3 separate regions of the Mus musculus genome follow, and regions 1 and 2 are each linked to region 3. A link is a loop called in an ENCODE intact Hi-C map of the cell type or tissue named here. Cell type or tissue: gastrocnemius. All regions are shown on one strand. Each heading gives the region's core, and the rest is flanking DNA. Links, peaks and the distances in the headings are about the cores only. Region 1 holds the start of Gm30331 (a long non-coding RNA gene). Region 2 holds the start of Foxi3 (forkhead box I3). Region 3 holds the start of Rpl34-ps1 (ribosomal protein L34, pseudogene 1).

The links. Hi-C counts contacts between places; a loop is a spot of excess contacts. Peaks named below come from ENCODE experiments on the same cell type or tissue, not always from the same donor. Only the 100,000 strongest peaks of a DNase experiment are listed, where the experiment ranks them.
Region 1: it touches region 3 in a loop (7-fold over the local background); 22 of 42 quality-filtered maps call a loop at or near these places.
Region 2: it touches region 3 in a loop (13-fold over the local background); 19 of 42 quality-filtered maps call a loop at or near these places.

The regions. Positions count from the first base shown.
Region 1 is chr6:70,807,155-70,817,965 of GRCm38, forward strand. Gm30331 (a long non-coding RNA gene) reads right to left here and starts at 7,637. Exons shown (of 5, transcript XR_869164.2): 1 at 7,356-7,637; 2 at 2,216-2,411; 3 at 1,956-2,082; 4 at 1,647-1,829; 5 at 1-606. In gastrocnemius, for the core only: a CTCF peak has its summit at 4,887 (motif pointing right); a DNase peak (open chromatin) is centred at 4,896.
Region 2 is chr6:70,948,894-70,959,704 of GRCm38, forward strand. It overlaps Foxi3 (forkhead box I3), which reads left to right and starts at 7,713. Exons shown (of 2, transcript NM_001101464.1): 1 at 7,713-8,307. The coding sequence starts at 7,716. It also overlaps a transcript of Tex37 not described here. In gastrocnemius, for the core only: a CTCF peak has its summit at 5,326; DNase peaks (open chromatin) are centred at 5,329, 7,591, 7,951 and 8,239; H3K4me3 peaks cover 837 bases.
Region 3 is chr6:71,120,642-71,131,452 of GRCm38, forward strand. Rpl34-ps1 (ribosomal protein L34, pseudogene 1) reads left to right here and starts at 3,948. Exons shown (of 1, transcript NM_001199350.1): 1 at 3,948-4,360. The coding sequence starts at 3,969. The coding sequence ends at 4,322. Thnsl2 (threonine synthase-like 2 (bacterial)) reads right to left here. Exons shown (of 9, transcript NM_001033929.2): 8 at 8,571-8,722; 9 at 7,525-8,211. The coding sequence ends at 7,989. In gastrocnemius, for the core only: a CTCF peak has its summit at 4,712 (motif pointing left); a DNase peak (open chromatin) is centred at 4,706.

The sequences.
Region 1 (10,811 bases), core at 1,258-9,257, 310 kb before region 3:
AAAAAACACTTCTTGTTTGCCCACTTCTCCCTGGTCCCCACTTTATCCCTCGTTGATGTGAGACAATGAACTTGAAATCACTATTGCAGGCCAACTTCTGTCACTGGTGACTGACCGTCTGGTACCTGAGTCCCAGGGGTCAAGTATATGTGGGCTGAGAAAGACCCCATCATTCTAAAGTCCTGCATAAGTGGGTGGTATTCCATCATGTGACAATAAGCCATAGCCCTTGCCAAACGCCAGACTTATCATAGACGTCCCAACCTCCTGAACAATGAGAAAGAAATGTATGTTGTTCATGTTCTCTGTTCTTGTTAGAGCAGCACAGAGCAGGTTGGGGGATCTGCAGGCCTGGTTTTATGAGCCCTGGCAGAGAGTGGTTTAAAATACACAACTTTAAGGCCTTTAGAGTACAGGACCAGAGCAGGATGACAGCCCCCAGGGAAAAGATGTATTAAGTGTCATTCTCTGTGTGGTAAAGGGCAGATATTGGAGATAGAAGGAAGGAGAGTCTTGAAGCTTTGGTCGGAAGCCAGTCCGGAGGAGGTTTCTTCAGAGGCTTCCCCGCGTCAGCACTCTCTGAGCACCCAGCATCTCTCTGAAAGCCTGTGGAGAAAGCCACACCAATTGAGAGCTTTCTGTTGAGGAAGCCTGAGCGTCTGAGCTTGTTATTGAAAGGAAAGGTCTCAGCTCAGGACCCGCAAGACCAAGCTCAGGGCACAAAGGAGATTTCTTTGTCATGGAGGAACAAAGGGCAGGTGTAGGGGACAAAGACAGAAGCTAGAGGAAGAGGAAGAGGGGGAAGGGAGCAAAGGAGAGGGGAGAAAGGGTGCGGGGTGGAGGGGGGTAAGGGGGGAAGCATTTGTCCAGGGTGGAAATAAGGGACTGGATAGAGAGGAGACAGACATGGCAGTAGGAAAATGGTAATTTATAAAGGTTCAGTGGAAAGCCCCATGTTAGGATAAGGTAGTTAATTTTAATTGGGAGTGTTAATTAGGTGAGCAAAAGGGGGCTTTTGATCGCTGGACTTCAATACTTTATAGCCAGACCCACATAGAAGACCTCAGGAGAAGGAAGTGACCAAATAAGGGAATAGACCTTGGTGGCTAGCTTTAGGTCTGTAATTTAATAGTTTTGTTTTGGTTTAGTTTGGTTTGGTTTGGTTGGTTGGTTTGGTTTGGTTTGGTTTGGTTTGGTTTGGTTTGGTTTGGTTTGGTTTGGTTAGTTGATTGGTTGGTTAGTTTTGTCTTTTTGCAATGCAAAGGGAATGGGGAGAAGGGCAAGGCCTGCAAGAGCTATGCTTGGCCTGCTTGAGCTGGCCAGAGTCCAGTCAGGTCTTCCATTCCCTTGGGTCTCTTGCTCACCTGCCCCAAAGTTAAAAGGGGATGGGCCTACATCTGTGGCTCCTGTCCCTTCATTCTTGCTGGTTCTGGCTTTCCCAGGGTAAGGTGCTCCTTCTAGGGAAGTCTTCAATATGAAAATCCTTCATTTCTAGGTAACAAAACCTGGCTCAAAGTGGCCATAGGGATGGCTTGGTTCCCCAAACCAAATCATTTTCACCTCAGCTTGAATAGATTTCAAAAGACATGCTTTTGCTCAGCATCGACTCTGCCTCTGGGCTAGCTCCAGCTTCAGATGGACTTTACCTCTGTGCCCAGACATCTGCCAGAAGCATCTGCAATGTCTCCCAGTCACCAAGCAAAGGCCTCTGCTTCCCTCTGTCAGCCTGCAGCTCCGAGCCCAGGGTTGAGGTAGTTTCAATACCTTTGTGTCACTGCAACACAACACTGTCATCTGCAAGGCTCACGCTGGGGAATCATGCAACGGAGCTACAGAAACAAACAAACAAAAGTCAGATTTCAGCTAAGGTCACAGTTCTGTGTTGGTCCACATCCGTAGCTGGGGTCGTGCAGGTCGGGCATTGGACACCTACCTAGGTTTCCAACCAGACTTACCCAGAATCTTCAGCGGATGAGAATCATTTCGCATTGGCAGGTTTTCTTTAGTCTGAGACCCAAATCCTTGAGCTAGAGTTACTGCATTCGCTACATTCCTTGTTGTGAGGTAGACCTGACATAAGGGCTGGAGGAAAGGAATGTTGTTTGGACTCACATCCCCTGTCCATCCTCAGAGGCATGGCGGTGGGAGAGGAAGAGCTGGGGGCGGGGGGGGGGGGGTCCTGCCTGTTCACATGGGAGCACCAGGGATTGCTTACACTAGAACCAGAGGCAGATAGAACCTCCAAAGTCCAGTTCCCAGTCATGTACTTCCATCAGTAAATCCCACACCCCAGGGACGTGTGTCCTCTCTAAACAACACCGTGAGCTGGCACCAAGAGTCCGAACATATGAGCCTGTGGCTGACACGTCACATTCCAGTCAGAACAGTCCTCTTCCTTGGGAGCCCATGAACTGCAGGAAGGAAGTGTGGGATAAAATTAGGTAGCCCTCCTTTGCTTTCGTCTCACAGAAATTCTTTTGCTCTTTTTAATCCTTCTCCTGCCCCTTTAAGATCTCTTCTTCCTTTTTCATGGTCCCCGTTCTAGTTGGGGAAGGATTCTTAAGTGGGCGCTAAAAATAATCTGTAAAAGAAAGACTGATAAATTGAACTTCACCAAAATTAAAACTTTTGCTCCATAAAAGACTTTGTACCTTGTTGTGTGAAACTAACTACAGATGTAGAGATAGAGATAGAGATAGAGATAGAGACAGAGACAGAGACAGAGACAGAGACAGAGACAGAGACAGAGATAGAGATAGAGATAGAGATAGAGAGATAGCAATACAGCTGGAGTATAAACCATATGGATCTAAAGGATATGTGATCACTAGGGCTCAATAGTAAAATCAACACAAAAGTCAATTATAAAATGGGGGAACACATGTCTTAGTTTCATGTTGCTATGGCAAATACCTTTCTAATTAAGAGTCTCTTCCCAGGCTAGAGTTTAAGAGCACTGACTCCTCTTCCAGAGGTCCTGAGTTCAATTCCTAGAAACCACATGATGACTCACAACCATCTGAAATGGGATCCTATGCCCTCTCCTGGTGTGTCTGAAGACAGTGACAGTGTACTTACTACATAAAATAAATAAGTCTTTGTTTGGGTTTTTTGTTTTTGTTTTGTTTTGTTTTTTTCAAGGCAGGGTTTCTCTGTATAGCCCTGGCTGTCCTGGAACTCATTTTGTAGACCAGGCTGGTCTTGAACTCAGAAATCCACCTGCCTCTGCCTCCCAAGTGCTGGGATTAAAGGTGTGCACCACCACCGCCAGGCAAATAAGTCTTAAAAAAAAAAAAAAAAAAAAAAAAAAAAAAAAAAAAAAAGAGTCTCTTCCCAGATTGTCTAGGTGGCACATGACTTTAATCCTAGCACTTGGGAGGCAAAAGGAGTCAGATCTCTGTGAGTTTGAGGCCGGCCTGATCTATAGAGAGAGTTCCAAGACAGCCAGGGCTACTTAGAGACCCTGTCTTAAAACAAAACAAAACATTTTCAACTAGAAAGCTGGCTCAGAAGTTAAGAGCATATCTTGCTCTTACAGAAGGCCCAAGTTCAGTTCCAAGAACCCACACTAGGTAGCTCACAATTGCCTATAACTCCAGCTCCAGATGTTCTGATGGCCTCATCTAGTCTCCATGGGCACACACACACACACAAATTAAAATAATTCTTTAAAAACCCCCACCACCAACAACTAACCAGTATAACATAAAAATGGCCTTCCATAGAAGAGGACATAGTGGTGTCAAAAAAGCATGTGAAAATATGGTCAACATTACTAGGCCTTAGGAAATGTATATGAAGACCTCAATGAGAAATTATATCCACACTGTGTGTGTTTAATCTCAGCACTTGGGAAGCAGAGATAGGCAGATGTCTCTCAGTTCAAGGCCAGCCTGGTCTACAAAGCAAGTTTCAGACCAGTCAGGACTACACAGTGAGACTCTACTCTCAATTAAAAGAAAAGAAAAAACAGGAAAAGAAAAGTAAAGAAAAAGAAAGAAAGAAAGAAAGAAAGAAAGAAAGAAAGAAAGAAAGGAAGGAAGGAAAGAAAGAAAACATTATTGCATACCTATTATCCTAGTTACTTTTCTGTTGCTGTGATAAAACACCATGACCAAGTTCTCTGAGGCCCTTTTCTAGTCTCTGTGGACACACATTCTCTCTCTCTCTCTCTCTCTCTCTCTCTCTCTCTCCCCTCCCCCTTCCCTCCCCTCCCCTCCCTCCCTTCCCTCCCCTCCCCTCCCCTCCCTCCCTTCCCTCCCCTCCCCTCCCCTCCCTCCCTTCCTCTCCCTCTCCCTCTTCCTCTGCTTCTCCTCCTCCCTCTCCCTCTCCCCCTCCCCCTCTCCCTCCCTCCCTCCCTTTCTCTCTCTCTCTCTCCCTCTCCCCTTCCTTCCCTCCCTCTCTCTCTTTCCCTCTCCCTCTCCCCCTCCCTCCCTCTCTCCCTTTCCCTCTTCCCCTCCCCCTCCCTCCCTCTCTCTCAAACACACACACACACCAACTTATTAAAAAATTTTTATTTGTGCTTCCAGTTCCAGGGAATCCATGAGTGAAGACGTGGCAGCAAGAACAGGAAGTTGAAGCTTCACTTCCTGTGGTGCCAGCACCAAGCAGGATAATATCTAGAAGCGAGAGCTTGTGAGGGAGACCTTATGTATGGAATGTTTAGTTCATAAGACCATCAGCAGATTTTAGTGTAGGGTCTCTTTCTTTACCTCATCACAACTTCATATGCAAACATTCATAAGTAGCATAAAATATTCTTTGTCAGATTTTTTTCTATTTTAGTTGTAATAAATAGTGCAGAGACTGATAAGTTTTCCAGATATTACAATCTACAATTTAACCAACATGCAAAGTGGGCTTTATCAGCTCGCAATGCTTACCACAGCCACCAGGTGGCAGACCAACCCCTGCTGACTGGCTGATTTGGTCCACAGGAAATGATGACTAGATATTTTTAAATTGTGAGCTTCTTCTGTTTCCCCCGCTGTGAAGACTTTCTGAAGCAATACAGTTTCTTTAAATTTTCTGGCCCAAGGGTTTTGAAAACGATCCAACAGTACATTTATTTAAACTTGGTTCAATGGTCTATCAAATATTTACCAAGTTACCACAATTAGTACCTTACAAGGATTTGGGGCCTGGATTGTATAAAATACCAGCTGTCCAGCACATTTGAGTTGAGTGAGCATAAGGTAGGTGTGTGTGTGTGTGTGTGTGTGTGTGTGTGTGTGTGTGTGTGTGTGTGTGTGTGTACTGCAGGAAGTTTCTACAAACATTCATGATTAAGTCCTTAGCTTTTCCAACTTGGGGAATGCTTTGAAACACACTGTGAACACCCGGAATTCAGTTTGAATTCCAAACTGACTGTTGAACTTCCTTCAAAAATCTTTGGTCACAGAATAACTAGCTTGATGACGTTTTCTTGAAACCTTCTCAGCTTGAATCTAAAAGACTCACGTCTCACAAAACTACAAAATAAGAACAGTTGGTTGGCCACAGTATGGGCTTGGGGTGTGTCTCTCCCAGGCTAAGGACCTGTCAGTGAGAAGCACGGGGGTGGATTTCAGCATGACTTTCTCCTCTCTGGCTGCTAAGCCTGCCCTGTCATGAGAACAAGCCAAGAGGGGCTCTGTGTGCCGCTGTCAGATGACCTAAAGATGCCCTTTGAGTGCTGGGACAATATCCATAGGCAAGTCTGAGTTACCAGAGCCTGAAGAAACACCACTGTGAGAGGGGAGGAGGGACTGCAGCTGATCCTTGAGAGAAAAGGAGAGGAAACACTGTGGGCAAAGAGAGCAGCCAGCAGGAAGGAGACAAATGAAATGTAACCTTCCTCAGAACCAGAAATGCTGGGGGTGGTGGGTAGGGAGGTGGGAGAGGAGACTAACAGGGCAGTGGAGTCTGGCAGGTGGGAGGTGGGACTGACATGTAGGGGGTGAGACAAGACAGGTGTGGGGACACACTTCTTTAATCCCCCCCACACTCAGAAGACAGAGGCAAGCAAACCTCTGAGTTCAAGGACAGCCTGGTCTACACAGTGAGTTCTAAACGGAGAAACCCTGTCTTCACAAAACAAAAACAAAACAACAACAACAACAGAAACCCCACAAAAAAACAACAACAAAACAAAATGAAAAACAAAAAAAGGTGGAGACATGTGGATTTCTGTAGTTCAAGGGCAGCCTGCTGTACAGGTCGAGCCACCGCCATCCAGGACCACACAATAAGGCTACACACTCAGACTTGTTTCCAGCCCTGAAAAGGTCACATTTTAGAGTCGCACAGAGCCTGCGGCATTGCTGGGGAGTCTGGAGAACAGTGTATGAGCTCCTAGAGACACTCAACTTACTTTGCACATCTAGGTTGGATGTAAGGATGCAGGCAGAGATGTGGAAATGAAATTTGGAGGACAATTGGAGAAGAATTGGCCAGTTAGTCCATAAAGACCAGATGTGGGGAAGACGCCTTTAATCCCAGCCCTTGGGAAGCAGAGACCAGCAAAGCTCTGTGAGTCTGAAGCCAGCCTGGTCTCCATAATGAGTTCCTAGACAGCCAGAGCTACATAGTGAGAGCCTGTCTCAAAACAAAAAAATAAACAAAAATAAAAAACAAAACACCCACCCTGTCAGTCTCGCTTTGAGAAATACACAGTTAGCATGTTAAGAGTAGCCACCAACGTTAGGAGAATTCAGCAAAGGCAGAAACCCTGGGCCCAGATGGCTGTCCCCTGCAAGATTCCTCTCAGAAAACTTGGACACGGGAGCATAGGGAGACGGTGAAGAGAGGAGGAAGCTGGGGCTCGTCAAGGTGTGTCAGCAGACAACCTGTAAATCAATAATGGGCACACTGCAAAGACTACACACGTTTCAAGGTAAACACGGCTCTGGGACCCGGGGCCAGCTGCCTCTGTATCAGTATGTTTGCTCTGGCAAGGAACAGAATGGGAACAGACACAGACAACCCGTGACGGTGACTCATGGTTCAGCTACTGACATCACCTGAGAAGGGCAGCAGCTGGGAACAGGGGTGAGCTGCCACCCAAACATCCACGGGAGAACCTAGACCCAGCCTGGGCTAACCACAGCCTCGTTCTCACTTCCTCCTTCAGTGAGGTACAGTCGCATTTCACATACCTGGGTGCTGGGGGCACAGATGTCTAGAAAAACAAACCTGACCTTGGCAGCTCTGGTCAACCTGAGACAAAGCTGACCTGGGAACGTGCCTGCCGTGCAAGCATGGAGACCCGAGCTGGCATTTCCAACAAACACAACGCCTGGATGCAATGGCGCACATGTAGAATCCTAGCACTGGGCACCTGGAGGCAAGTGGATCGCCAGAGCTCAGTCACCCACCAGTCTAGCCAATCAGTGAGCATCAGGTTCCGTGGAAGATTGACTCAAGCTTTCAGTGGAGACCCATAGAGAAGGACACACAGTGTCAACCTCCGGCCTCTACTTGCAGTCCTACAGAAAACCCCAGGACTCCCGCTTTCTGGAGTCACCCATACTGGGGTGGGACTTTTGAGTCAGAGCGGCTCCTGTGAGCAACTCTCAACCCATATTCCTGTGAGCAACTCCAATACATTCATGGGTTCACCGAGTTGGACTTTGATCAGTATTTTGGTCTGTTACTGATTCCCTACATGGAGTGATTAGACATTTGTTTACATCTCCCTGGCAACAGAGTCTCACACAAGAGCTAGTGATGTGCCCATGAAGAAAGGGATGTCAAGACAAACATATTTTTAAAAGTCAGTTGACAAAGATAACCGAAAACCCTTCTCAACCTGGGCTACATGTAGCCCAGAGAGCTCCAGAAAATCCCATAGGATACAAATGCCCAAAAGATCAAGTGCTATGTAACTGACTGTAACATGACATGTAACATAACTGGTGGCCAAGAATTTGGAGTTTATGCCTTTTCTCAGTTCACTAGCCTACTCCCCCTTTCCAGCAGTGGATTAGGAAAAAAATCTTAATAAATTCTCCCGCTGTTTACTAATAATGATGCATCCCAAAGCCGGGCGTGGTGGCACATGCCTTTAATCCCAGCACTCCGGAGGCAGAGGCAGGCGGATTTCTGAGTTCCACCCCAGCCTGGTCTACAGAGTGAGTTCCAGGACAGCCAGAGCTATACAGAGAAACCCTGTCTCGAAAAAACAAATAATAATAATGATGGTGATGATGATGCATCCCTGGTGCAATTCTTTGTCCTGGGCCACAAGAACCCCGAGCTTCGACAGGTGCCCCAGGACTGTGACTAGTGCCTAAAGCAATTTCTTATCTGGTGTATTAGTGAATACCTTGCTTAAGAAAGAAGAGTTCACCTTTATTAGCTCACAAAGAAAGTACTTGATTCAGAGCCATTTAAAGTATTCAGCGTTGTTGGCATGCTATAAGGACACATAGACGGAACATTCGGGAGGAACACCTGATCTATACACCAAAGAACCTGGCCCTCAAGAGCGTTGCTCTGTGCAGATGCTGCTCCTCCCTGCCCCCAGCGCCAGCACCTGTAATAAAACCCACAGAGTAAGACAGGCGTCTCTTATCTTGTCATCGTCCCCATCTAAGCCAGTCACAGGTTCAACTGTCACCTGAGTGCTTATGGTTGGCAGAATAACAGATTCAGAGCCCGAGATGCAAGGTTGAGTTTCTTGCCTCTACAGCACAGGGAAAGCATGCTAATCAAGGCTGGAAGACATGTGGAAGAAGCCAGTCCACTACATCCAGGTCATGCCCTGATTGTACGACCCACTAAAGGTCTTGCTTCCCTAACCTGATACTCTGGGACTCGGCTAATCCAGCGATAGCCGTGGGCCAACAGCACCACACCTGCCTGGAAGCTCTTAGAAACGCAGGTTCTTGGACACACACACACACTTACACAGAATCTGCATTGAGTACGCTCCTCCGGTACTTGTATAACTACTCAAGCTGGAAAAGCAATGGTCAGATTGATGTTATGGGTGTGGACCTTTTAATAGTCTAAAATGCTGTAACATAGAACAACCATTCAAGGAAAGAAGAAACCCTGATTTGGGGCTTTGTAGTCTGGCCTTGGGACCCACAAACCTCAAGCCCTCTCACACTAGCTTACTGGGGTAGCTCTCTAGTTCCCCCTTTAGCCTGATTAAGGCCCTCAGGCAGTCACAGTTATAATACTAGTCCAAGGATTTGCTGGGGGTGGGGGTCGGTATAGGGTGGGCAGACCATGAATATTAGAATGGTACAATATCCAAATTACTGTAAGAAAAAAATAACAAATCAAGGGGATTACAAAATGGACTGTACCCTTTCTCTGAGTTTTACGCATGGACATTTAGCACAATAACCCTGTACACTACTTATGTCCATTAGCATACCTCAGAAATGAGTTGGATATTTGTAGCGTATAATGTTTCTTAATTGGTACAAATGCTTTCAGGCTGGCCATATTCATAAGAACATGCCACAAAATTATGACTTAATACTTCTGGGCTCAACTGGGGCCCAGTGAATATGGGGTGAGTTATATTCTAAAGTAGGTAAACCCTTGGTTTAATTCCAAGACAAACACATAACATTTTTTTTAGACATAATAGCATCCAAGAAATATTCGTTGAACCAAATATGTGCTGTTATGGATACGATAGGCACATTCATGTGCTGTCTTTCTTCTGGAGCAGACTTAGAAATAATTGCTAGCTTTGTGTGCAAATGGTTTTCCATTCCACGTTGATCAGATCCCATCTAGAAAGGCTGAGAAGTACATCCACATAGGCAAATGGTATTGTCCATGCCCTCAAATGTACGTGCATGCCTTCCTATCTCTCTGGCCTTTACATCACATGGCCTTTCTGCCGTCCATAGTGTCTGTGTTCCTCTCTATAAACACTATCTGTAATCTGAATTGGAAAAGTGAACACTTCACTATGGACTGAGATGCCCACGTGGTTTATTGTGTAGAATGTATAAGTAATAGCAAAACCAGTTTGAGTGATGTGTCACCAGGCACTATTTAGTGATTCGCTGAATAATATTTGGGGTCAGAATCACCAAAAGATTTTAGAATTGGTATCTTTTATGTGAAAACACTGGGAAGAAAAGGTAGAACTCAGGGCTGGAGAGATGGCTCAGCGGTTAAGAGCACTGACTGTTCTTCCAGAGGTCCTGAGTTCAAATCCCAGCAACCACATGGTGGCTCACAACCATATGTAATGAGATCTGTTGCCCTCTTCTGGTGTGTCTGAAGACAGCTACAGTGTACTTACAGATAATAAATGAATAAATCTTTTTTTTAAAGTAGAATTCAGAGTGATTAAAAAAAACGAAAGAAGTGAAATTTAAGAAATTGGTAGATGAAATGGGGGGTGATGGTCTTCATGAACCTATGGTTGAGAGCTTATATACGTCCAAGCAAATCACGATGGCCAAGAAAACTCTTTGTGGGGCTGGAGAGATGGCTGAACGGTTGATGGCACTGGCTGCCCTTTCAGAGGTCTGAAATCAAGTCTCAGCACTCACATGGAAGCTCACTTGTGATATGATGCCCATACCTGCTTCTGGTATGCAGCCATACATGCAGACAAAGCATCCATACACATAAAATATCTAAATAAATAAATCTCTTAAAAACAGTAATCTTTGCCTCTTTACACATAATGGAATGCTATTCAGCTCTGGAAAAGAGTGAACCTGTGGTCTGCAGTGACATAGATAGAATACCTTATAAGTGAAATAAATCTAGCTCAGAAAGACAAATACTATAAATTCACCCTTAAATTGAAAATGCCAGTCCCATGAGTGACAGAATAAAACCATGGACAC
Region 2 (10,811 bases), core at 1,316-9,315, 170 kb before region 3:
GTCTACAAAATCAGCAAGTGCTCATTACTACTGAGGTATCTCTCCAGCTTTAATCTTTTTGAGGGATCTAGCTACTGGTTTCTATAGTGGATAGATATAGCAGGAACCTAGATTTTAATGTGTGTGTGTGTGTGAGTGAGAGAGAGAGAGAGAGAGAGAGAGTCTGTGTGTCTGTTTGTCTGTCTGATCAAAGTAGAAAGAAATATGAGTGAGCAAAGAACAAGAGAAGGTGATGAAATATAGACATTTTGAAAATAGAAGGAAGGGTGAACTATTGAAAGTAGAAAGGGGATTGGCAAGAAGGAAGGTAGGATGTGGAAGTGTGGGGTAAGGAAAGAACATGTGTGTGTTTGTGCCTATGAAAATGTCACTCTGTGTGTGTGTGTCTGTGTGTGTGTGTGAAGGGGGGAAGAGGAGGTGGGAGAGAGAAAGTCTCAGTGAAACTCATTGCCTTCTATCTAACCAAAATAGTAATTAAAAACAAGGACCTCAGCTTCAGAAGGTGAAAAAAAAAAAAAAAAAAAAGAAGAAGAAGAAGAAAAGTGACTACTTTTGATCCTAATTTGACCCTACTGCTTGCAAAAGTTTAAAAAAAAAAAAAATCGAGGATAACTTTGCTCACAAGTGTGCCTGCTGGGTTTGACATTAGTCTGTTTGTATTAGTTAGTTGTTGCAGGGGCTGGAGAGATGGCCCGCAGGTTAAGAGCATTGGCTCTCCTTGCAGAGGACCTGGTTTTTGATTTCCAACACCCATCCACTGGCTCACAGCAGCTGCCTGTAATTCCTATTCCAGGGGATCTGATGCTCTCTTCTGACCTCTGCAGGAACCAGGCACATACGTCAAAGAGACATACATGCAAACTGAATATTTATACAATAAAAAAAAAGAAAAATAAGAAACATGGGAAATGCTTGGTACTTCCCAAGTTTATCACAGCCTTTAGTAGGTGCTGTCATCTACATTAATTTTTTATTATTTGTAATTATGTCTATGAGTGTATGTCTGTAAGTGCACATGAGTACCAGTGCTGCAGAGGCCAGAGGACTCCGGTCCCCTGGAGCTAGATTTATAGACAGTTGTGCTCTGCCTGATGTGAGCATTGGGAAGCCTACTTCAGTCCCCCGTAGGAGCTGTTCATCCTCTTATCTGCTCAGCCATCTCTCCAGCTCCTGTTACAGTGTTTCTAATTTCTACATTATCCATTGATTCCATACGAGCATTTCCAACCCTCTACTTGCTCATCTGTCCTGTTAGTGGATGGTAAAGCTGATCTTGATACTTGTTTGAGCTCTTTCAGAGAACAGAAGCCGAAGGTCAGGAACACTCTGCTCTAGACACACAGGTTTACTTAGCATCCCAGGATGAGTTCAAGCCATTTTTATCTTCTGAGTTTCCTTTCTAGTTAGGTGTGAGGTTGCATGCCTTTGATTCCAGCAGTGAGGAGGCAGAAGCAGGTGAGTTTGAGGCCAGTCTGGTCTACATAGCATGTTCTAGGATAGCCAGGGTTATGAAGAGAGACTCTGCATTAAAAAAAAAAATTTCCCCCCTTTGGGCTAGAGAGATGGCTCAGTGGTTAAGAGCACTGACTGCTCTTCCAAAGGTCCTGAGTTCAAATCAGATCCCAGCAGCCACATGGTGGCTCACAACCATCCGTAATGAGATCTGACACTCTCTTCTGCAGTGTCTGAAAACAGCTACAGTGTATTTACATATAATAAATAAATAATTCTTTAAAAAATTCTTTTCTATACCAAATCAACCCTCCTCTGTCCCCCCCGCCCCGTCCCATCAACCCCCATCTTTCTCTCCCTTTCTCCCTCCCTCCCTAGACCCATCCTTGTTTCTCCCCCTCCTTCTAAAACATAGATTAGTGCATTGGTACAAAGTACTTTGTCAGTTTTTGCACACCTGTCTTGTAGCCTGGCTCCTGCATCTTCCCATGCGCATCTGTGGAGTTATGCAGGCACATAGCTATTGCTTATGGCTTTTCACCCAAGTTATCTGAAAACAATATCTTGATTGATTCTGATACCTTTCTCACACATCCCCAGCTCGCAAACAGTTGCTTAATCATCTTTGTGTATAGTAGTGTCCCCCATTACTTATACAATAGATTATGCTCCCAAACTCAACAGTGTCTGAATCACTAGGTGGGGCTGAGAGGCTCAAAAGTGCACAAGCCATAGGGAGTTAGCTCAGTGGTAAACCTGCACTGGTCCAGTTCTGGGTTCTAACTTCAATCCATAGTTCTAGAAACAGAAGGAAGCAAAGACAGAGCATAAAAGCATCTTTCCTGGGTGGGTCCAGGGCATCAGTATTTTAACCTTCTTCCTGATTCCACAAAGGGAGCTGAAGCACTGATTGGCAAATTCATCAGCTCTGGCTAGGAGGAGTCAACCAAATCAAGTGTAGAGTTAGGATGAACCATAACATTCCATCTGTCACCAAGTTCCTCCTTCTCATCACCATGGTCACCATTTATGAGAAAACACGTATGGGGTGCCTATTAACTGAAAGGCATCTCCAGTCTCACAAACAGAGGCAAGGCAAAAGGCCCTGGAGGATACAGACATGAGAGCTTCGGCTGAAAGAACAAACCTGGGTTCAATTGGAAATCAGTTAAGAATAGATGTGAATGCATGGAGCTGGGTGAATGGGGAGGTGGGGAGGATCTTGTAGTGGTCGGGGGAGAAGAACCATGATCAGAATATAGTGTAAAAAATTACTATTAATTACTCCTCCTCCTACTATTACTCCTCCTCCTCCTCTTCCTCCTCCTCCTCTTCAGAGTTTCTCTATATAGCCCTATCTGTCCTGTCCTAGAATTCATTCTGTAAAACAGGCTGGGTCTTGAACTTAGAGATCTGCCTGCCCCTTCCTCCCTAGTGCTAGGACTAAACACATGCAACACCACTGCCTATCCAGAAAAAATTTTTTTTCAATAAGAAAATTAAAAAAAAAAAAGAAAAAGAATAGATATATCAAATGTGGTCTTGTGTGTCAAGTGTGTCAGCATTGAGGAGATTAAGGCTAGAAGATCAGGAGTTCAAGACTATCTTCAGCTTTGTAGTAAGTTCAAGGCTAGCCTGGGCTACATCAGCCTCTGTTGCAAAATATAAAACAACCCAGCACAGTGAAAGCAGAAGCAGGTAGATCTCCATGAGTTTGAAGCTAGTCAGAACTACAAAGTGAGATCTTGTCTCAAACACACAGTGCCCTTAAACACACACACATATATATAAAACATATATGCATTTTATTAGTTTTATTTTAATATATTACACACTGCATTATATTCTATAATAATATATAATATAACATATATCATATAGCTCATATATCTAATAATATATCATAATATATGTGTGTATACATGTATGTATATTTGAAGCTTATACAAAGATCATATATATATGACAGAGGCCAGAAAGCTGATGAAGTCATTGCTGGTTTAAAATCAGCCAATTTGAATATATGTGAGAGACATTTCTGAATGAAGTCCATGATTACATCTGCCAACTCCTGCATCCAAAGATGCTAAGTGGTTTCTGAACACTTTGATTTATTTCTGGCCAACCAACATGGAGTGTAAGCAGGCTGGGAAAGCCAGGCCATGGCCCTGGCTGGTTTAATAGAAGAATGGAAGTCCTTCATTCATCTGTATGCAGGTTTTCACTGTTGTATACCCAAGGACTTCTTGGCTACAGAAATCAGGCAGTCATGAAGAGTCCAGAAGCCTACTAAATTTTGTCAGATATGGTAAAGATAAGTCATTGAATTCCTCTTTTTCAATTTTGTGAAATGTGGGGAAATAGCTATCTCATGCTAATATTCTAGGCCTGTCTCTCTCTCTCTCTTTCTCTCTCTCTGACTATCTCTTTGTCTTTCTCCCTCCTTCTCTCCATTCCTTTCTTTTTCTTTTTTCTCTCTCTTTCCTTCCTTCCTTTTTCTCTCTTTAGTAATTTATTTTGTGTATATGTTTTGCCTGCACTTACTCATGAGCTAGATTCCCAGCCCCACACCTTTGTGAGACAGCGGAAGAATTAATTTTTTTTAGCAGAAAACTTCTGTCTTCACAGAGATCACATGCCTGATTGAAGATTTACAAATTGGCATCAGCATATCTTTAAATAACTTCTGCTCTTTTGGAAGTCTAATTTACCCTTAGTGAATCAACTTACTTTATACAGCTATGGCAATGAGACCTTAGGCCCTGGAAGGGTGGGCATAGGATAGCCTGAGCTTCCAGAGTCTCTTGGTTTCTTGGGTATGACTTTCTCTTCTGAAGCTCTGTGAGTGTAGGCATCCAATGTTCACCATGTGTAGACAGTGCCAGAGTCTAGGTTTATTCTCAACATTTGGGGGGAACAGGGTCTCCCTTACCTATATCTGGCTAGCCTGGAACCTACAGTGCAGACCAGCTTAAAACTGTTCCCTTGCCTCAGCCTCCTGGGTGCTGGGAATACAAGCGTGTGCACCACCGTGCCCAGCATGGCTTGTTCTTGAGTTCATAGTCTTGGTTACACCACCTCAGAAAATATTTGCATATCATTGGAAAGCTTGTTCCCCAGCTGCTCACTCCATTTTCCATTACCAGTCATAAATAGATGTAAACCATACATATTTGGTAAGGGGGTGGGGGGACGGTCCCTTCAGGCAGGACGATTGGGCCCACCTGCAATCCTAAACACTCGCAAATCCGAGGCAGCTGGATTGCTGAAAGTTCGGGCCAGCTTGGGCTACACTGCCAGAGGGGGAAAGAATTCAACTTCAGTGAAGTTTTGATTTACTTGAAGGTTGATGCACTGGAGCGCTGACTATAACATGCCAGATAGAAAGCCTTGTAGGAAACACGGGTACAGTGATGGTTCTCGGATTTTAAAATTACATTGGTTTATTATTTATCTGTTTGTTCTCTCTCTCTGCCCCTCTGTCTCTGTCTCTCTCTGTGTGTGTACAACTTGAGGGAGTCAGTTCTTTCCTTCCACTGTATGGGTCCCAAGGACTGTACATAGATCGTAAGCCTGGTAGCATACACCGTTACTCACTGAGCCACCCATGATTTCCAATTTTTGGAAACAACCACATGCAGCACTTGTCCACATTGGTTGGCATTTTAAATGAAGAGCAACCAAGGTCATTTTCAATTCATATGGCCCTGTCCCTCTTCTAGAAAGAGGAGACAATGCCAGCAAACCTATGTACCCATGTTTCTTTCTCTTTCTTTTTTTAATTTTTATTTTTATGAGTACACTGAAGCTTGTCTTTGGACCTACACTAGAAGAACGTGATTTCCAACTACCCCGGGAAACGCTGTAACAGCTGCAAAAGGTCGGTAGGTGGCTCTGCTCCTTTTAAATAAATTTATAAAAGACTCAGAACATGATCTGCTAAGCAGAACTTTTAATCAAAACAATAGACCACATCCTGAAAACTGTGGCCCCCTCCTCTCCTTTAGAATAGATGGGCGGCTTTAAAATTAGACCCAGGAGAACAATCGCAAACTGTGTATGGTTAAGCAATTTGTTAGGAGACCAGGGAAAGAATTATATTGTGAAGAACAGTTACAAAAAGGAAGATAGAGTCTGTCTCTTCATTCTTTACTTCCATTTAGAATGAAAGCAAACTGAGTATTGAAGCCTTCTGAACACTCACTTCCCATGCTTTACACTTCAGGTCACTCTACAGAAACGTTAGTTATTTAAAGTGTGTGCGTGTGTGTGTGTGTGTGTGTGCGTGTGTGCGTGTGTGTGTGTGTGTGTGTGTGTGTATGTGTGTGTGTGTGTGTGTGATTGCCCTCTAGGTCCCCAACTTTTACCTAGACCCTGTCATCTTAGCTTTAGCTCACACCTTTATACTTAAGAAAACGAATACCCAGTAGGGAGTTATAAAATTATAAGTGCTTGCCAAGCTGGGTCATAGTTTTCCACCTTGTTAACATTTCAGGAAAAGCCTCACCTAAAACCAAAGCCATTTGGAGGAATGGGAAGCCTGTTTTGTTTTTTATCTAAATAAAGAAAAATGTGTTTTAAACTAAAATATCGTTAAGGAGTCATAATTTCTCTTTTCAGACTCTTCCAAACGTCTTCAAAGAAGCAGGTGTTTTACAGTTGCAGTAATATCTCTCTGGTTCCAGAAAAGAGGATCGCTTACTTTCAAATGAGATAAACATTTTAGGCTTTCAAGTTTGCTAAGTACATAACTCTGATTTTAATTTTTAAAATTACTTTATTTACTCACTTATGTGGTGCGGGTGTCACAGCGAGTCAAATCATATAACTTTCCCGCGTCGGGTTTTCTCCTTCATCCCAGGGATCAAACTCCAGGCTTTAGGCGGGAAGTGCCCTTACCGTTCAGTCACCTTGTCGACAGACCCGGTCTGGCTTTTGTTTGTTTTCTATTTTGTTTTTTTAAGAGGTAAAAAGTTTAAAGTACAAAACTAAGACAATCATGTACATAAATAAATGTGGGTGCGGGGATTCTTTAGTAATATTCTAAACTGTCAGGCTGTAATCCGAAAATAGAAAAAAAAAGCCACCAATAACTTCGCCGCTTAAAGGAGAACTTTCAGATCTGTTTTTATCAAGAACACCTTTAGAAATATTTTGGATGGTAAAAGAGATAATTTTCTCGCTGTCGTTTTGGGTCGTTGGGTCGACACAGTATTTAGCTAATTGCTCTCCTGATGCTCAGAGAACCCCTTCAAAACTCGGAGAAGCTGAGAATAAAAAGACCCAGGCTATAAGCGCGTCTTGAACTACTTTAAGCTTTCTGCTTTTAAATGTTAATTCCAAAGCCACTTACCTAGCCGTCTTTGCAAATTTACCTTTTGAAAAATAACTGCACACCAAAATTCGGAACAAACCGGGTGAAATGAAATGAACAGTGCTTCCTGATTGTAAACAAACATACGGTTTAACTAGAAAGATGAATCACCACAAAAAGAGACAGTAAAAAAACAAAACAAAACAAAAACTTGAGAACCATTTCACACTTGGCCCAGAGTCGGGAAGAAAGGGTGCCTGTCGGGTTGTCATTCATGCATTCACATCTATTATTTTTGATGGCATGGAGCTGATCGATGGAGACCGAACGTGAGTGCTGTGCTAAATATGAATACTTCGAATGAAAAAAAAAAGTTTTAAAACTTTGGGACTTGTTAGAAAGGGAAGTGGAGGCTAGAGCAAATAAGTAGTCAATCCACTCAAACGGATTCACCAGCTTTTTAGGGACCAGCCGGTCCAGTTGGTGAAGTCTGTCTGTTGTTTCAGTACTCTGCTTTTTAGAGTAGGTTGATCGTACGCGGGCTAAGATGGGAGGATGGAGGGGAGGCGAGAAGGATGGATGACCAGACCGTAGGACAGGAGGGCCGGATAAAGGAAGGACCGATGGACGCTTTTCACCTTGACTCCGGAGCTAGCAGAAAGCAGCGGGGACCAGGCAGGCGGGGCAAAGGAGGCTGCATTCTGCTCCCGGGCACATGGGGCGTGGCGAGGGCGTGGACTGTGGAGCCTTGGTCGCCCAGCCTCCCAGGTATAAGAGACGCGGTACCCCCGCCCTCGGCGAGCTCCTCAGCGCTCCAAGTCGGTAGTCGCAGCGGAGGCCAGGGCGGGCCGTAGGGTTGGTCCGCCAAGGGATGCTCTCTCCGAAGTGCCGTGGCCAGCCCCGCTCTCCCAAAGCCGCTGCCGCTCTGCACCAGCCCTCGGTCGCCGACATGGCCCTGTATTGCGGCGACAACTTCGTATACTCGCAGCCCGCCGCCGCGCCTGGTGCGCCCCCGACCTCCAGGGCACCCTATGGGCTGTCCGACTACGCCGCACCGCCCGCTGCAGCCGCCAACCCCTACCTGTGGCTCAATGGGCCCGGCGTGGGCGGCCCAGCCTCCGCTGCCAGCTACCTAGGGGCCCCGCCGCCGCCTCCCGGAGCTGCGCCCGGACCCTTCCTGCAGCCTCCAGCCGCTCCGGGCACCTTCGCGGGCGCCCAGCGGGGCTTCGCGCAGCCCTCGGCGTCCGCACCCGCCTCGCCCGCCGGCTCGGCAGCCCCTGGCGAGCTGGGCTGGCTGTCGATGGCCAGCCGCGAGGACCTGATGAAGATGGTGCGACCACCCTACTCGTACTCGGCGCTCATCGCTATGGCCATCCAGAGCGCGCCTGAGCGCAAACTCACCCTCAGCCACATTTACCAGTTCGTCGCCGATAACTTCCCTTTCTACCAGCGCAGCAAGGCCGGCTGGCAGAACTCCATCCGCCACAACCTATCACTCAACGACTGCTTTAAGAAGGTGCCCCGCGACGAGGACGACCCAGGTGAGGATGGTTGGGCAGGTGCTTTCCGGCCGCGAAGCCGCGCACTTATAGGTCCTGAGAGCCGGAGCCCAAGATCCGGTCTGTGCGCGACCGTGGGGCCTTCTCATTACTAGAGCGGAGAACATGAGGGGTTAGTCACCCAAACCTGGTCTGGTAGGGATGCAGGAAACATCAGATCTCCACAGAAGACATGGTCCCTCACACTCAGAGCAGAAGCTAGAGGGCTAAACCAAAAAGTCCATACTCTCAAACAGGAGGTCGATTCAAGGAACAGCGTAAGTCACAGGAAGATAGATCGGACAGGGACAGGGACTCTCAGAAGCAGGGTGTTACAAATGATGAAAGAGGACATTGGGCCTCATTTCCTCCTTTGAATTCCTAAGGATCGATCTCCCTTTGTGGGCTAACTGAGGTTTGGGTAAGTTAAGATACGAGCACCCCGAATTGGCTTCCTGCTAGTCTCAATCCTGTACCTTGAGTGAAGAAGACTGCATAGGGCTGGGTTCTGAGTACTCCCTTACCTGGCAGAGGGAGGTGGAAGAGGAGTGAAGCTTACCAAGAAACAGATTCTTGCTTGAGGCTTCTTGAATGAAGCCAGAGCGGTTGTATTGGGGGATGGAACCCAGGGTCTCAGATATGCAAAGGATTAGCTCTACCATTGAATTACACTACTCTGTAGAATTCACTCTGGAGCAGTTTTCTAGTGCTGATGCTGTAAAGTGCAAAGTACATTTAAAAAGTTAATGTGATTAGGCATACCTTATCATTTAGGAGGTAGAGACTGGAGGATCAGAGAGTTCAAGGTCAGCTTCGTAGACTTTCTCTTAAATCTCACATTCTGTGTATGTTTTACAACACATTTTCATTTGGATACATCAGGTATCTTGATGATAGCCATTAGTGCCCGGTGGTGACACTTGTACAGGACGTGCAGTTTTTGACGATGCAACTTCCTGACTTAGTCTCTAAACCACCCAAGATTATTATATCAGTTGTCACATGTATTCCTTTGAACTTTAAAAAGTTCAAAAAATATTGTATCTGGGAAAGCTTTTTAAAAAACTACCAAATGAAGTGGACATTTCGGGATATGTCAGTAGGACTCAGTGGGCAGTGATGGCTTGAACCAAGTATTTGGAGGTTGGGGGTGGAGCTCAAAAAATACAGCACTTGCCTGGTATATTGAGATCTTGGGTTTACCCTCTTGCACTGGGAGAGGATGAAGAAAAGATAGTGATACCAAGATGGCTCAATAGACCTATCCAGATAGTTACAGATTCATTCTCTCTCTCTCTGTGTGTGTGTGTGTGTGTGTGTGTGTGTGTGTGTACACTCTTTACAGAGGCAAAGACAGGCATATCTCTTGAGTTTAAGGCCAGCCTGATCTACATAGCGAGTTCTGGGATAGGCAGAGCTACATAGTTGAGAGAGAGAGAGAGAGAGAGAGAGAGAGAGAGAGAGAGAGAGAGAGAGAGAAGGTTAGGAGACAGTCTACTTTAACGCTGCTTCTCCATGATGACAGTTGTGTGTGTAACTGGGCATATACAGCAGGTATCCAGTCTGCACCTCATCTCTCATCTGAAAATGAGGGCTGTGGTCCTGTTGCCTGTCTCCACAGAGCTGAGAGACATCTGAGCTTATCTATGAGAGCAGTCACTGCAAAGCAGTAGGTTAAGACCTTGAAACAGCAAAGGCCAAGTTAGGAAAAGCTGTTTGGGGGAAATCCTTCTGAGGTGATCGAGATATGTCCCACTTCAGTTATAGGAGGGCATTTCTTTCCTACAGAAGGCAAGTCTCGTGTGTATTTTAAATGAGTGCAGAATTTTCACAGTGGACATCTTGATCTTACAGGGATGTATTCTATTCAGTGATGAACATGGGAGGTTGATTCCCAGTTTTCTTGTTCTGCAGACACACATCAGTTGAATTGTTAAGACTTAGTTGATTGCTGGGTAGTAATTTTTTTTAACTACCATTTTGACACTGTCGTTTTAAAAAAATGATATTCTTTTCAGTTGTAGGACTTGCATATTTTTTTCAGAAAAAGTTGTAGTAAATCTGTTAGCTGTTGTGCCAGCTACATCATCAGTTAAGCCCAAATTAATTTACTGTATGTTAACTTACTGTTTTAGCAAACAAATGGAAGATCATGGTTTAAGTAGCATCAGAATTTTGTAATTTTGCAAGTTTACATGGCTTGGATCAGGAGTTAGAGAAGGTGGCAGGTGTCTCAGAAATAAAATTAGGTCTTAGGATGTTAAGTAGTGGATGCTACTATTACATAGAACTAGCTGGAAGAACTTACTCTGACTTTTTCCTTGTAATGAGGATGACCCAGGGAGCACCTTGGTCAACATTTAATCTGATTTCCTGGTGGTTCAATGTGTGCTGTAGTGAGCTTCCCAAACCCTCGGTTTTACTAAAGCTGGGTCATTTGCTGCCCCAAATAATTAAGCAGCAAGTTACAAACCAGGCATTGAGGCACAGAACCTGTATTTCTAGAA
Region 3 (10,811 bases), core at 910-8,909:
CGGCATGGACTTCTGAAATCCCAAAGCTCACTCCCAGTGACACACTTCCTCCAACAAGGCCACACCTCCTCATCCTTCTAATCCTTTCAGAGCTCCATTCCCTGGTGACTAAGCATTCAAATATTAATTTATGGGAGGCCATTCTTATTCACGTCACCAGAGTGATTGCTTGGATATAAGAGGCCCTGGGTTCCATCCCAGTACTGCATAAAATGAGGCAAGATGGAACGTGTCTGCAACCCTCATAAACCTGATTGTTAAATGATTAAATTTATTTTCTGTTTGTTGAGACAAGGTCACACTGTATAGTTCTGCTGGCCTGCATCTCTATTCAGATTCATCATTCTCCTGACTCTATTACTCAAGTGCTAAGATTACAGTCATGTACTACCATACCCAGATAAAATATACTTTCCTATTTTTTTAAAAAGATAGCATTTTATGTAGTCCAGGCTATCCTCAACTCCCTATGTAGCTGAGGGTGACCTTGAACTTTTGATCTCCCTGCTTCTGAATCCTAAGTGCAAGGGTTACAGGCTTATGCCTCTGTGACTGATTTTTGTTGTTCCGATTTGAACCAGGAAGGGAAGCAGAGAGCATGGGGTTTTACCCCACCATTTCATAGAGAAGTGCACCGCAATTCTGAGATGTCGTGGGGCGTGTGGGAGAGTGCCCAGAAAGATACAGATAGAGTCAGAAAGGAGAATGAGGTCTATTTTATGCATATGTATGCATGCTTGGGTATATGTATGTATGATATACGTTGTGTGTGTGTGTGTGTACCATGAGTGCACAGGTACCTGAGGAGGTCAGAAGAGGGCATTGGGTCGTCTGGAACTGGAGTCACCTAAGGCAGGTGCTGGGAACCGAATCTGAGTTCCCTGCAACAAGAGCAAGTGCTCTTAACCCGTCTCTCAGCCCAGCAAGCTTTCTTTGTCTTAGGAAAATGATAAGACTGTGCTTTAAAACTTCTATTATTACATTTATTCATTTGTGCCAGGCAGGGCTGTGGGTATATAAGTGTGCAGTTATGAATGTATCATACAGGAGCTGTAGCACACATGAGGAAGTCAGAACTTTGTAGAGTTGATTTCTTCCGTTTCCTTCCACCTTGGGGATCTTGGGACTTGAACTCAGGTCGCCAGTCTTGGCAGTATGCACCTTTACCTGCTAAGCCATCTTGCCAATCTTCAAAAAACTAAGGTTTGTAAGAAACAGGTTCAAGAGATCTACAGTGCAATGCGGGGACCATGACTAAGAACCACGCACACAGAACTTGAAAATTGTCAAGAGCAAACACTTAAATCACAGGATTACCAGTTTGCAACTTGAGACCAGGAGAGCAGACGCCTAATGCCAAGAAGACTGAAGTCCTTTTAGAGATGATAAGGACCAACCCGAGCATTGGAGGCATGCTTACCCACTTCTTCCAATCCTTTTATTCATCAAGCTGAGGCCCACACAAGGCCCGACCCCAGTATGTTCACTTACCCTGTGTCCTGGTTTGCTTCCTACTGCCATGACCAAAAGCAACCTGGGTAGGAAAGGGTTTATTCCATTTTACACAGTTAACCACCAAGGGAAGCCAAGGCAGGAGCGAAAGCAAAGGCCATGGAGGAGCCAATCACTATCTTGCTCTCCACAGCCTGCTCAGCTTGCTTTTTATATGAACCAGGACCAGCTGCCAAGCGGTGGCCCATTTCACATCAATCATTAATCAAGAAAATGCCCCACAGACATACCCATGGGCCAATCTGATAGGGCGATCCCTCGGCTGGGATGGCCTCTTCCCAGGTGACTCTTTCTCGTGTCATTCCCATACTCCAAACTTCCTTGAAAGTGGTCCTTCTAGCGTTTGAGGGGCAGGTTTTCAGTCTCTTCATCCCATCATTTAACCCCAGCTCCACCCACTTCAGCTCTGGGTTGGTTTGGCTAGGCTTGGACCATGGGAAGTGGCACTATTAAGAGATGTGGCTTTATTGGAGGAGGTATAGCCTTTTAGAGAAAGTGTGTCACTGTGGAGGCAGGGCTTTGAGGTCTCACATAAGTGCTCAAAGCTGACCAGTGTGTTCCGGACCCTCATGGGACTAACCTCAGCTCTTAGAATGACTAAAGTGTCTTTTCTGATGACCCCTGCTCTTATAGAATTCTCTCTCTCTCTCTCTCTCTCTCTCTCTCTCTCTCTCTCTCTCTCTCTCTCTCTCTCTCGTGTATGAGGGGGCATCTTTACCTACTTAGCTATCTCATCAAACCCCCCACCTTACCTTCCTCTTCAAATGTAACTAACCTGGCTTTAAATATGAGTCTTGTTATTTCCTCCCCCCAGGTACTGCTCATCTCAGGGAACAAAGGGTGTCATGCCCTCTCTGCTCCACCATCCTCATGGGGACAAGGTATTTGCATCTGCTCCATGTTTCTCCATCTTGCACCTATGCACCTATAGTTTGAGGCAGAGCCAGTCCAGGGGAGCTTTCTCTGGTAGCGTAAGGGCCAGAACCAGGTGACAACCATAGGAATGGAAGGCCATGGAGTTGAGACAACCTGCACTTAATCTGAATGTAGAGTGGTAGGGTCGTCGGCTTTTCCCAGGGGCTGTGCACACCAGTACTCTCTCATTTCCTCAGATTTGGAAGCTGGTGACTAGATACCTCCAGGGAAGTCCCCACACTACCATGACTGTTCCCTCAAGAATCCATACCCAGGCTCCTTCTCCAGAACCAAGTCTGTTCTGACTGACTGAGGGTCTTATCAGGAGAAATGGCTGTGCACACTGGATCTCATTTGCCCCACCCTGATGATCTGTGTACTAAGGCTAAGGCAGAGGTCCTGTCTGAGACTCAACTTGCTCACCTATAAGAAGTAAGGACTGAGAGAGAGATTTCTCAAAAGGGAATCCAGGAATCTAGGACTTGCTGACCAACCAGCTCCAGGTCAATGAGATACTGTGTCAAAAAAAATAAATAAATAAAAAATGACAGCACCTGAGGAACAACACAGGAGGTTGTTCTCTGGCCTAAACACACACACACACACACCACACACCACACCACACACACACACACTTCTCCAGCAGCAATGCATTTCATGTGTGTGAGTTTGTACACTATTTTTTTCAAATAATTTTCTAGATCCATCTGAATGACTTAAAAATCAAGTCACTGCATAATTTCAGTGTCTGCATTTATATCTGAATCCACAATCACCAGCCAGAAACTCTGTCACACAGGAGGCTGAGGCACTGGGCTAAGCTGGCTCTGAGAGAAGGGAAATGACCTCCCAGCTGCTGTGACTAGGGTGTTCCTGCAGCACAAATGGAAGAAAAGCTTATCAATAGACACCCACAATGATCATGTGCCGGGAGGACACTGCTGGAGTCCACCACAGTCTTGGTACCAGCACATGCGTGTTACACAGTGACAAGGTTATTTTGACTTTCTTGATTCTGTGTTTACGTCTGCTTTTCCTAGTTGAAGCAGTACGGAAGCGTGTCAGTAAGAAGTTTTACACCAGCTCTCTGGTGGTGGAGACAGGTGATTGATGGTTGTGGCTTGCTCCCTGCTAGCCTAGCTCCAGGTTCAATGAGAGATGCTGCCTCAAGGGAATATGATGGAGAGTCACAGAATGGGACACCTGACTCCTCCTCTGGCCTTTGCACAGACATGGGCTTGCTTACTGGGTCTCCCCATCTCCAGCTACTATTGCTCTCTCAGAAATCACAGACAGACAGACAGACAGACAGACAGACGGACGCACGCGAGGGCACACACACACACACACACACACACACACACACACGAGGCATATGTGAACTTTTAAAAGGAGAGAGAGAGGCACCAATAATAAGATGCAATACATTTTTTTAAATTTTTAAGTTATTTTTTATGGAATCCAGGACTTGCTGACTAACCAGCTTTGCTGCTTAGAAAGCTCCAGAACTCTTCCGGGGACGGTGCTCAGAGGCACTCAGGATGGTCCAGCGTTTGACATACCGCCGTAGGCTTTCCTACAACACAGCCTCTAACAAAACTAGGCTGTCTCGAACCCCTGGCAACAGGATTGTTTACCTCTACACCAAGAAGGTTGGGAAAGCACCTAAATCCGCATGTGGCGTGTGCCCAGGCAGACTTCGAGGGGTTCGTGCTGTGCGGCCCAAAGTCCTTATGAGACTGTCTAAGACACAGAAGCACGTCAGCAGGGCCTATGGCGGCTCCATGTGTGCCAAGTGTGTCCGTGACAGGATCAAGCGGGCTTTCCTTATTGAGGAGCAGAAAATCGTTGTGAAAGTGTTGAAGGCACAAGCACAGAGTCAGAAAGCAAAATAGATATGCACATTTTTTAAGTAATAAAAATCAAGACTTGATCTAAAAAAAAAAAAAAAAAAAAAAAAAAAAAAAAAAAAAAAAAAAAAAAGAAAGCTCCAGAACAATGAAAGAGCCTGTCTAAAAAAAATAAAATAAAACAGGGCAGAGCCTGCTGAACAGCACCTGAGGTTGTCCTCTGGGACAAGCCTAGATATGACTCAGTAGTAGAGCACCTGCCTAGCATGTGCAAGGTACTAAGTTCAACCCTCAAACCTTCAGGGTCCCCAGACTTCAGAAAATAAAGTCAGACAGGTGGTTTGCCCATGAGCAATGACAGGAGTGTGGTTGGATTGGCCAGCCCCACCTACTTTAAAGCAAGGACTTTGGATGTGTTCTGCTGCCCTCTGCTGGCTGGGAGAATTATTGCCAGGCTTTCCAGTGGATTTGGAAGGCTTCTTTTCCCCAAGGGAGCCAGAGAGTGCTCACCTTTGCTTGCAGGGTTGCTTACACGCTGCTGGGGTCTGAACCAGAGATACTTAAGCTGAATCGGTTTTACAAGCAACATGATCCCTGATGAGGAGTGAGCCTTGGATCAGAGACAATAGGAAGATAAGAGATGAGGGAGAAGTGACCCTCAACAGGTGGCCTAGCAGCCAAGCTCTGCTTTAAATCTTGACACTGCACCTGTTACAAGGCCCCCACACATGCATGTGTTTCAATGCCTGGCCTTTAGAGGGTGGGACTATTAGGAGGTGGGCCGTCTAGGAAAGCACAGCCAGGTTCTCACACAAAGCAAAGACAGGTGAGGGGGACCAGGGATAAAGAAAAGGGGGGCAAAGAGGAGTGGAGACTAGGAGGAGGCTGGAAACCCAAGGGAACCCCACTGGCTCTCCAGAGTAGCTTCAATGAACACTTCACACAGAACTCAAAGCCATCATCTCCCAGAATCCCAGTTGGCTCCTTTGTAAAATGGACTTGTCACACTGCCATCCGGATCCCATGAATTAATTTCTGTAAAGCAGCAACGGACATATTGTAGGTGATATTAGGAAAACGTTATGACCTCTTACAATTTGTTTACTTGTATGTATTATTATTGCATGTATACGATGTGAGTAGATTCTCTCCTACCACCTTTATGTGGGTTCTAGGGACAAAACTCAGGTGACCAGACATGTGCACAAGGGCTTTGCCTGCTGAACCACCTCAATAGTGCCCACAGGGCTCTTGCTCTACAAAAGTATCTGAAAATTGCCAAACAATTGTTCAGTGCCCAGGATGGTCTGTGCTGAGAGCCAGACTGATCCAAGGCTTTCTCAGAGGCCCCGATGAAAAGACAAAAGGAACCTAGTTCTCTGTCCTTGCTCAGGAGCTGACTTGGCAAGGACAGCCTGGGGCTGAGACCTGGGCCTCAAACGAGTTAGCTTCCGTTCCTAGGAACTTGCCTTCCCCCCTGAAAAGACTGGGGGTTATCATTCCTGAGACAGTGTGTGCTCAGTCTGTACTGCTCTTGAGGCACCTTGGGCTCCCCTTCTCCAACACTGCTTGATAAGCCTCATGTGACTTTGTCCCACTGTATTATAGTTTCTGCTGACTCTGTCCCTTATCTCCTCTGGAAATAGTGTATAGGATGCTGTACTTTCTAATAAGCTTGCTAGGCATAAGGCATAGCTTGTGCAAGACCTCCTGCTCACAAGCTTGATTACCTTCTTTATCTTCTAATATCCCGGTCCTCTCTCAGGACCCTGTCACTGAAGAAGGAGGTCAGCAGTGTGTTGTTGTTGTTCTTTTGTTTTGTTTTACAAAAGTTAAAGGGCTGGGGAGAGAGCTCAGAGGGTAAAGTACTTGCTTTGCAAGCCCAAGAACCTAAATTTGGATCCCCTGATCCCAAGTAAAGGCCAGATGAGGCAGTGTGCAATCCCAGCACTCCTGCAGCAAGACGAGAGGAAAAGACAGGGATCCCAGGAAGTCTTCAGGCCGGCTAGACTGCCCTAGGCAGCAGTGAACAACAGACCCTGTCTCCAACAGCACATGCACAAATGCAAAACGATAGTAAGACATAGTCATAGGTCTCAAGCAGTACGGTGGCCCCTGAGCATTTAATCTGTCACACTCATTTGGTAAGTGGCCCCTAGTGGTTCCATGTGTCTGATACTGTGGATGGTAGTATTCCAGGAACTGTGATGTGCTATATTGCCTGTAAGGGGTCACTATTGTTCCTTTAGCATGGCCCTACCATCCCCCACCCCAATAGGTCCAGTATTCCTATTCTTCCCTCCTGAATACTGGTTCTCAATGGCTATTTTTCTAGTAGTGGGTTCTCTCTAGCCTTCCCCTCAGGACTAGAGAGATGTAATCTGGCATGTTCTGGTGGGACACACCAATCAGATTGGTCCTGGATGGCCAGCACTCTCAGACCTTTGAGGGAAGATGCTCCTGAGGCCCAGTAGATGAGCAGCCATAGGGTGGAGCAGTAGCATCTTCTAGTGCCAAAAATATTTCCTCTACTCACTTCTGTCTTTCTAGAGGGAAGGTCACTATCCAAGGCATGGTGATTGCTACTGCTATTTGTGGGCCTGCATTTGCCTGAAATCTCTCCTGCTGCCCATAAGATCTGAGCCCAGTAACGTAAATAACTGAAAAGCTAGCTGGCTTGGCTGGTACACTGATGCCACCATGACTTTCTGTTCTCCACAACCTTCAATTTAGTGATCAACTTCTATCCACACCATCAGTACAGGTTTCCTTGCTCCCCTGCCTGCTCTGCTGAGCCAACCTGGTGCAGCAGAGGGATGTGACCCAGGCCTCAGCATCACCTCTCAGAGGCCAATGGGTCTACATTCAACCTACAGCTCTGATCTGCCCAAGAGCCGTTCAGAGCCTCCATCCAACTAACAGAGGAACATCCCCAATGCTTCAGCAGGTTAAAAACAAGTTCAGGAGAACCAAGGCTCTGAATTTGGTTTGGTGGCTGAATACACTGAGAGCCAGAGATGCTAAGACCCAGGCCAGTATGTAGGTGAACAGGCCTGTGTCACAGGGCTGTGATCTGACCCCTTTGAGCTGAAGCTGACCCCATGTCCAAAAGGCTGGCCATGTGAAGCCCCTGAAACTTGCATATTAGGCAAGGATACTGATGAATCTTTCAACATCAGCCCCCTCTACCCCAGTTCACTCTACCCCTTATAGAACAAAGGCAAGGAAACAGGAAAGAACTGTAGTAGCTTTCCCCAGAAGCAAGGGCACATCTCCTTGGGACAAGAGTATACAGAGTTTTAAAGACACAAATTTACCATGGAACTTTCTATATAGACCAGGCTGGCCTAGAACTTGCAGAGACCTGTCTGTCTCTTCCTCCTGAATGCTGGAATTAAAGGCATGTGCTACCACATCCAGCTGGAACAAGAAACTAAAAAACAAAACAAAACAAAACAAAACAAAACAAAACACCCACCTTACCTTTATCATTTTTAATCACATATTGGTATGTGTATCTGTGTACAAGTACACTGCCTACAGAGGTGTCAAAATCCTACAGCTGAAGTTATAGATGGTTGTGAGCCACCTGACATGGGCACTGGGAACTAAATTTGGGTCCCCTGGAAGAGCAGCAAGAGTTCCTAACTACTGAGACATCTTGTCCCAGCCAGCCCTGGGACAAGAGTCTTCAATCCCATTCCAGCCTGGCTATTCTGAGGGGTTCACTACACAATCTTTCCACCGCTGGGACAGGCCCTCAATGGTGACCCGCAGCATCTGTGTCCAGTCATCTCCTCTCCGCATTGGGATACAGCGTGTCTCCTTGTGCTCCAGGGCCAGGATCTCTGCGGGAGTCTCTGGGGTCAGCCCAGCCGCCTGGACTGCTTCTGGGAATTTGACTGCTGAGGCAGAGGCCAGGCAGCACCTGATGCTATTGGGGATTGGGGTAGGACAGGAGAGAACAGGTATAAGGATGGGAAAGGAGAAGACAGAGGAAGGAGTACCAGGGGAAAGGTTAGGGGCAGAGTAGGGCAGAGAGCAGAGAGAGACAAAGACATGATTAATACCTTGAACTAGTTTATATAGTAAGCCTGCAAAGTATCCCAATAAAAACCCAGTTCACCCATCATCCCTGTCATGACCTGGGATGCAGTTCACACCTCTTCTAAGCACAGCTCTAGTTCTTGGGTACAGAACCCACCACGCCTACTGATGTCACTATCCTTAGTCTTGCATGCCCTGCTTGGGGGAGAGGCTTGCCCCCAGTGCCCCAGATTGCATTGCTGGTACCTGGACTGTCCACTGTCAGTCTGCTGGTAATGGTAGTTCACCGCTGTGGCCGAGTGGGGGCACAGTAGGTACTGGTTTTCCTCCCAGCAGCGGGCCATAGTCTGGGTGATGGCCTCATCAGTCACAGACTCAGATGTCACTGCCTCTGAAAGCTGAGAGGTCACAGGGCAGGGGTGGACATTGGGATTGGTGAATCACAGAAGGACCAGACCCCTGCTGCATACACAGCCACACCAGGAACTCACAGTAAAATCAGTCCATGAGTTCTGAGACAATTACAGTTTGGGGCCTACATAGCAGAAGGATTTGTAGACGTTTTGGGTACGTTTCAATGTATTTAGCAGATGAATTAACACACAGTCTTGTTCTACAGCCTGATACAAGTCATGGGTGTCCAAACATTTATGGTGTGAAAACTACCTTGTCAGCTCCTACTCTGCTTAGGAGCACCTCCCCTGGGATAGCTAGTACTTACAGACAAAGGAAGACTCCCTTCTCAGGGCTCCCTGAGTGTGCTTGGTATGCTAGGTCAGTCTCTGAAGATGTTCTGCATGCTTACAACACAGCAAATGCCCTACATGTACTTAATTATAGTAGACAAATACTCATACACATTAAATAAAAATAATGAAAAGCTTTTTCTTTTTTAAAGCAGTATATATTCTAAAAGAGAGAAGTCTTCAAGAGAATAGCTCAGTCCAGATAACTGTGTCTGGTTTTGAGAAGAACCCCTCAGGAGGGACTCTAACCGTGGACAATTATGTCACACAAGGGACTAAGTTAAAGGAATTGGGTAGGCCAAGGTGGTAAATAAGGATCCTCCTCAAGTGAAAGACACTGAGATAAAGTCAGACTGTGAAAGCAAGAAGGAGCACATTCTAGAACTTTGTGTATCATCAGGTTTCACTCTATCTGTCTGTGTATCTGTCTGTCTGTGTATCTGTCTATCTATCTATCTATCTATCTATCTATCTATCTATCTATCTATCTATCTATCTATCTACCTACCTACCTACCTACCTACCTACCTACCTACCTACCTACCTATCTACCTATCTATCTAGCCAGCCAGCCAGCCAGCCAGCCAGCTGAGTGCTCTATTTGCATGTATGTCTGCAGGTCAGAAGAGGGCATCAGATCTCATTATAGAAGGTCATGAGACACCATGTGGTTGCTGGGAGTGGAACTCAGGACCTCTGAAGAGCAGCCTTAACTGTTCTTAACTGCTGAGTCATTTTTCCAGGCCCCCGCCCCACTTGAATCAAGCTTTAATTAAATACTGGCCAGGAAGATGGACTCTGGCCAGGTCCACCTCTGGGTTCCCAGTGAATGGCCACCAGGCAATGCTTTCTAACCAGTTTTCTAAAGCAAATAAAACTTATTTATTAACTAAATAAAGTTTCTCCTTCTCTAAAAGAGACAGAGACAAGGACAAAGGAGGGAGAGAAAGGTCAGCAGTGGGTATGGCTTCTGTCTGTACCTGAAGGGCAGAATGGCTTTGTCCCTGTACTGATGTTGTTATTATTGGAAATTAACAACAATAATAAATAAACATAGAAATAGTAACTGTAGGGAGCTGTGCATTCCAAACAGTATCTAAAGTGCCTACATTTATCTTTTGACCTAAATTTCTCAGCAACCTTACGAGACAGGGGTTCTTCTCATCCTCCCTCTACAGAGGAGGAAACGGAAGCACTGCAGTTATAAAGACCAGCTTAGCATTTCACAACCGACTCTCCTCATGCAGTCAGTGTTAACCGTGAAGGTTCCTGGCTCACAGACGATGCCCTAAAACCAGGTGTCCCCTTCCCTCTCTCAGGTTTCCAAACCCCAAGTCTGTCCTGTGGCTGTACCCATTCCTTCCTCCATGGGATGCTGTAGGAGGCACAGAAAGAGGTCTTCTGTGCTCACAGCTAAGTACCAGGGGAACCTGGAATGTTAATCACATGGTGTTGTTTCATGCAACAACTGCCATCTAACTAGAAGGCTGGATGCAGACTTGTAGATTTGGTTGTGAGCTTGGTGACCTTTGCTCTGTGTGGTAGAGACTTTTCTGGCACTGGCCCTTCCCCCAGGCCCTTCTCAGTCAACCTAAAGAACCAATCTTTATGGACTTTACAATAAGTTTTGGTGTATTTAGATCTGTTCTGTATGTAGCTTTCTTTATTCCTCAAGAAGATTTATATATGCTTTGTTGTGCACACAGGACTGAGTTAATCATCACAAGAATAATGTTCACCA